Linked DNA regions of Homo sapiens: region 1 is linked to region 2. A link is an interaction called in ENCODE POLR2A ChIA-PET data of the cell type or tissue named here. Cell type or tissue: PC-3. All regions are shown on one strand. Links, peaks and the distances in the headings refer to the core of each region. The heading gives the core; the rest is flanking DNA.

What was found. ChIA-PET counts read pairs that join two places held together with the same protein. Peaks named below come from ENCODE experiments on the same cell type or tissue, not always from the same donor. Only the 100,000 strongest peaks of a DNase experiment are listed, where the experiment ranks them.
Region 1: POLR2A ChIA-PET joins it to region 2 with 5 read pairs; 2 of 35 experiments call an interaction of 5 or more read pairs at or near these places.

Annotation. Positions count from the first base shown.
Region 1 is chr5:169,640,053-169,642,970 of GRCh38, forward strand. All of the region lies in intron 1 of DOCK2 (dedicator of cytokinesis 2), which reads left to right. Among named protein-coding and RNA genes, the nearest start is that of DOCK2, 4.2 kb to the left of the region's middle. In PC-3, for the core only: no CTCF peak of the experiment used is centred there; a DNase peak (open chromatin) is centred at 1,449.
Region 2 is chr5:169,759,264-169,762,181 of GRCh38, forward strand. DOCK2 (dedicator of cytokinesis 2) reads left to right here. Exons shown (of 52, transcript NM_004946.3): 24 at 442-512; 25 at 2,256-2,362. Among named protein-coding and RNA genes, the nearest start is that of DOCK2, 120 kb to the left of the region's middle. In PC-3, for the core only: no CTCF peak of the experiment used is centred there; no DNase peak of the experiment used is centred there.

The DNA.
Region 1 (2,918 bases), core at 142-2,641, 120 kb before region 2:
GTCTCTTCCTCCTGTCATGAGAACACCGGTCATATTGGATTAGCATCCCACCCTAAAGGACTCATTTTAACTTAATAATTCCTTTATCTCCGAATATGCACTTATCTCCAAATAGGAGTACCTTCTGAGACACTGATGACTGGGACTTCAGCATAAGAATTTTGGTGGGGACACAAATTCATGACAAATAATCTGTGGTCTCTGGCATGGTATTTTGGGACTATAAAGAGGGCTTCAAGGCAGGAGTCCTGAGATAAAGGGTGAGGGTAGAAAAGAGTTTTGTTTACCCTGAAGCTGAGCCTGCCAGGCAGATTTGTGTGGGACTCTAGTTATTCTTGTAGGGGAGGGAAAAGCTTCTTTCTGCTACTGCATCTTGGGTTTTCTGTAAATTAGACTAACAAAAGACTGATGAACAAGAGAAAACAAACAAGTTTATTAGCATGTACATCCTGCTTACATATGGAGTACTCAAAGGGTTGGTTTGAACTTGAGCTTATACAGCATCTTAGCAAAGGTACAATAAAGGTTTAGAGAAGTAGCAAGTCAAAGGAGGGTTTTAGGCCTCCAAGGGCAGCAAACTGTGGGAAGGGAAATATATGGGGAATCTAATGGAAGATAAAGGGTTATTTGTGCAGGTTCATCTTGGAGCCAACTTTCTGTCTTCTTCATTGCCATAAAACTTCCCTGGGAGAGGGGATTTATGACAGTCCTTATTTCTTAGGAGTTTCTTCAGATAAATATCCAGGAAAGCTTCTTGCTGTACCTGTTGATTCTTATTTGCATCCAGCTCAAAATAATCAATATGCCCTATGGAAGTGGCATATTTTGATCAGAAACCTGTTCTGTATGCAGCTTCTCTCTAGCTATGGTTTTACACCCATGTGTGGTGTTGAGGAATATTTGTTGGTTTCTTCTGAGGGCTGAGGGAAAATCTGTTCCAGGTGTCTCCCCCAGCTGCCAGTGGTTTGCTGGCAATCCTCGGCATTCCTTGGCTTACAAAAGCGTTGCCTTGATCGCTGCCTCCAACTTCACGTGGTATTCTCATTGTGTGCGTGTCTGTCTCCGCATTTCTCCTTTTAAAAAGGACATCCAGTCATATTAGATTAGGGCCCACCCTAGTGACTTCAGTTAAATGTGATTACCTCTGTAAAGACTGTCTCCAAATAAGATCACATTCTGAGGTACTGGGAGTTGAGACTCCAACGTCTCTTTTTTTGGAGGGGGAGGGCACAATTCAAACCATAACAGGCTCTGCAGAAGCAGAGAAGGGATCTTTTTCACAGCTTGGTTGGGGAATATGGAGGAATCCATAACCAGCTCGTGGTTCAGGGATGTGGGTGATGCTGTCGCAGCCCAGGACCCTGGACAGAGCTGATCCATGCACACTGACAGATTTGGCGTGGGCAATGTGTGCTGGTGTCATTTGCACATGGATTTTTGTTGAAGGGAACAAAATCTAGTCAAACCAGTTCAACGAAAATGTGTGTGGTGTGTATCTGTGGGAGAGCAGGGAGAAGTGGTGTATTTTAGGGTCAGAGGAATCACATGGAAATCCAGGAAACAGGAGGAGCCAGGCCTCGGAAAGGGCTTGAACTGAGGCAACCCTGGAAACCTCTGCCTCTCCTCTCATGGCTTCTCAGCTTCTCTGAGCATGCCAACTGTGGTCTCCTTTCTCTCCCCACCACCTCCCTCTGATTGCATTGTTCCTTCGTAACTGATACTCTAATACCACAGTGGTGGCCCCAGCATGCAACCCACCCATCTCTGCACAACCTTGCAGTTCAAGCATCCACTGAATCTTCTCTGTGTTTATTTGTTCAAAGTCCCAACAGAAGAGAGTGGTAGCTTGATTTCCCTTTGTAAGAAAGACAACCCAAGTCAGAGTTCATTGCCAGCCTAATAATGGGCCTCACTCTGGTGAGGGTGCTGCCCCTGGCAGGTCTAATTCTCTGTGACTATGAGGTGGGGTCACATGGCTTGCTACTCCTCTAGCAGGAGCCATGGGTGGGGACTGATTCTTTGAGTTGGAAGCATGAGTGGAAACTGCATCCCAAACATACCCAGGAGCAGAACTTCACTACAGAGGGACCAATTATACTGCTTTTATTGCCAAATGCAACAGTTGAAAGGATAGAGAGCATCACTCACTCATTAACTTGTCCATTTGTTCACTCATTCATTCTTCATTAACTTCTTAAATATTTGTTGGGTGTGTGTGCCAGGCATTATGCTAGTCACTGAGATTACTAGAATTAGGCCAATATGGCCCCTATCCTTCTGGAGCCTGTAGTCTAATAGGGAAGATGAAAAAGAATTTCATGAATAAATCAGTAACCATATAATTACAAATTGTGATATGTGCTGTTTTAATATGAGTGAGAATATTAGGAATGGTCTTGAATTAGATGATGTGAGAAGGCCTCTCAGGAGCAATGGGGAAAAGAATCCCAAAGCCAATGCTTGGAGGGATATTAATACATGCATCTTTGCTACAGTGGCTGACTGTACCTTTGGATTGGTCCCCAGAAATTAGTCTGGTGAAACAAAAATACATGGATTAGACATCTAATTCCTTCCTGCCACCAATTCTTAGGTGCCGGGGCTTCCTACTTTCAGATGCTTCAGCAATTTGGGTCTGTTTAGGAGTGCCTGCTGGGCTGGCTGTTTGAGTTCATGTAAGGAGATTGTCCTAATCCGTAGTTATATGGGCACCTCATTAGGCAGTGGACATCTTGCCCCTGACCATAATGTTTGCATTTGAATGAGCCTTGAAGACAGATTGTGTTTTCTAAGCTCTGCTTCCTCCTGAGATCAGCATCCTATTGCTGCTGTCTTTTGAGAGATGAAATGTAGTCACCATACTGCTCCGCTAATTTCTGGACCTTTGGATTTGTTTTTTTTTTCAATAGTCAATTACA
Region 2 (2,918 bases), core at 262-2,761:
TTTATTGAGCACTAAAATAGGCCTGGTGCTCTGTTGGATGCCTCACATATATTATTTTTAATCTTCGCAATCCTTCAGAATACATATAACTTTGTCTATTTCACAGATAAGTAAATGTCTGAGAGGTTAAGTGTTTTGTCCAAAGCCTCATGGCTAATAAGGTGTGGAAACAGAATTTGCAGATCTATAGAACTACAAGGTCTGTGGTCATTCTAGTCTATGTTATTGCCTCCTTGAAGACAGGAGTTGTGACTTCACTTTTGTATACAAAGAAGTCCGTGCTTATGTTTTGATGTCCATACAGAGGCTTCCATCAATATTGTAATGTCCAGGATGCAGAATCATTCTCCTCTGATCTGTGTCATGCTGCAAAGTACCCTCTTTGCCAGCACAGACTTGTTGATGTGAGGATCACTTATATGTATTTTACATTCCACCTAGGTGGCGGCTTTGAAATACATCCCATCTGTCCTGCATGATGTAGAAATGGTCTTTGATGCGAAGTTACTCAGGTGAGAGCTCATGTTGTACTTTCTTGGGCTCTGCTGGCAAGCTAGGGATTCAGAGTGGGAGGAGGGCTCTTATGGGGAGCTCCAGATGGGCACTCAGCTTGGGGATGGGGAAGACCTGTGGCAGGGGATGTTTTCAGGGTTTCCGGTGTGGTATTTTTACCTTTTGGTTTTCTTGTGCCAGACTTTGGTGAAAACCAACTGTATAATAAGCATCCCTCTTTGATGATATGAAAATTAATCATATAGGTTAAAAAAAATTGATGTTTGAGATGAATGTTTCCATTTCACCTGGGCCTGAAGGTTATTTTGGGTTCCACTCTTTGCCTTGTAGACCCCACAGTTGCAAATGGAGAACAGCCTAAGCATACCTAAAGAGATAATGGAGACAGCTCCCTTTTGCCTTCTACTTCTTAACTACGTTCAGCTCATAGATGAACACGTTATTTTAATGTGATTATGCTGTTGGAATAGGGGCATTTCAATCAGATATACCTTCTTCTTTTTAAAAAATGTATTGTAGTTTACAGATAACAGACTTAAAAGACTTTTTATATTTAAATACTTATAGATTTAGAAGAGAGTTGCAAAGATTACATACAGAGAGTTATCATATGCCCTTCACCCAGCTTCCCCTAATGTTAACATTTAAATAACTATGGCACATTTATAAAAACTGAGAAATTAACATGGATACAGTTATTTTAACTGCACTCTGGACTTTATTCAGATGTTACCAGTTTTTTCATGGATGTCCTTTTTCTGTTCATATGGAAGATTTTTGCTAGCTCCTTCTCATCCTTCAGACCCTCAGGCTAAATGTTATCTTGGAAAAGCTACTGCTGGATATTGTAAATAAATTAAATTTCTCCCCCAGCCCCTGTGCCATTATTCTCTGACACAGCTCCCTATTTATTTCCTCCACTGCATACATCGCTGTGTATTGATTTGTTTGCTTCTGTGTCATTTGATGACCTCTATTAGAATGTAAGTTCCATGCCAAATGGGACCCAGTCTGTTCCCATTATATCCCCATTTCTCTGCGCTTTGCCTGTCTCATATTAAGTAGATGTTTAATAAGTCCTTGAAAGAATAAATGAATACAATAAGTTTATTTTGGAAAGCCGACAAGGACTATAATTTTGTTTCAGGGTATTTTGATTCTCACCCTATTTGGGAAGAGCTATCTCCCTTTTGATGTCCCAAACTGGTTCTAATCCACAATTTTTCATAGTTTTAAAAAAAATTAGAGATTTTGATTTTAAGACTTATCATAAAGCATTACCAAGCATAAAACATTTGTAAGTAAAATGGTATGGTAATGAAGTCAGAACCTTGTTTTGAACTCTTGTTTCTTTAACTTCCTAGCTGCATAACCTTAGAAAAGTTAGCCTTTCTAAACCTGAGCTTTCTAACTTATAAAATTGGGATAAGTATTGTATATAGCTTGTAGAGTTATGAAGTCTACATGGCATAATGAATGCAAAATGCAAAGTGTGTGCTTGGTACACGGTAACTGCTCAGGGCTATGGGTATTTTCAGATTTTTACGTCTCTTTTAATGCTACTAATATTCTATACCAAGAACAACTTGTACATTTTTACTGAAGGCTTACCTTGCACCTCATGCTCTGCCAGGACTTGGGGGTTTCCCAGAGCTAGAGGTCCAGGGATGGACTGTAAGTGCTATGAGCTGGGAGACATGGGTCTGCCTTGCTCTACCAGCTCCTATTTTTCCTGCCCTCAGCCAACTCCTGTATGAGTTCTACACCTGCATCCCTCCTGTGAAACTCCAGAAGCAGAAAGTACAGTCTATGAATGAGATAGTCCAGAGCAACCTCTTTAAAAAGCAAGGTGAGTACACAGCACCCTTGCTGGGGTGGGGTAAGGGGCCAATAAACCCCACATCATTTTGGGGAAGCTTGGCAGGAGAGGGCAACCTGTCCAGTGACTATAACATCTCTTTTCTCACAACTCCCTTGGTCTGCATAAATGCAAAAAGTAGAAAGTAGCTGACAACTTAGATATCAGAATCTAAATTGATTTTAGGAAAGCTGAGGTTGCATTGTTTATTTCTCTTGAGAAAGTTTAATGAGGTTTTTTTTTCCCCCTGTATGGTTTATTATTGCTGTCTTTAACTCAAAGGGAAATGGATAAAGTTCCTTTTAGTAGAAAGAGCCTTTCACGGGGAAGTTCTCAAAATTTTGAGTGTGTAAGAATAAACTGGAGAGCTTATTAAAATGCTAATTCCTGAGACCTAGCTCGAAGAGTCTAATTGAGTAGGAATTAACATTTTTTAAAGTTTTTAGAAAAATGTAAATTATTTTGGAAAAGGTAACGCATTTACATGGATGAAAATGAAAAGGTATGAAAGGGTACCATGTGGAAATGGTCCCTCCAGACCCTGTGC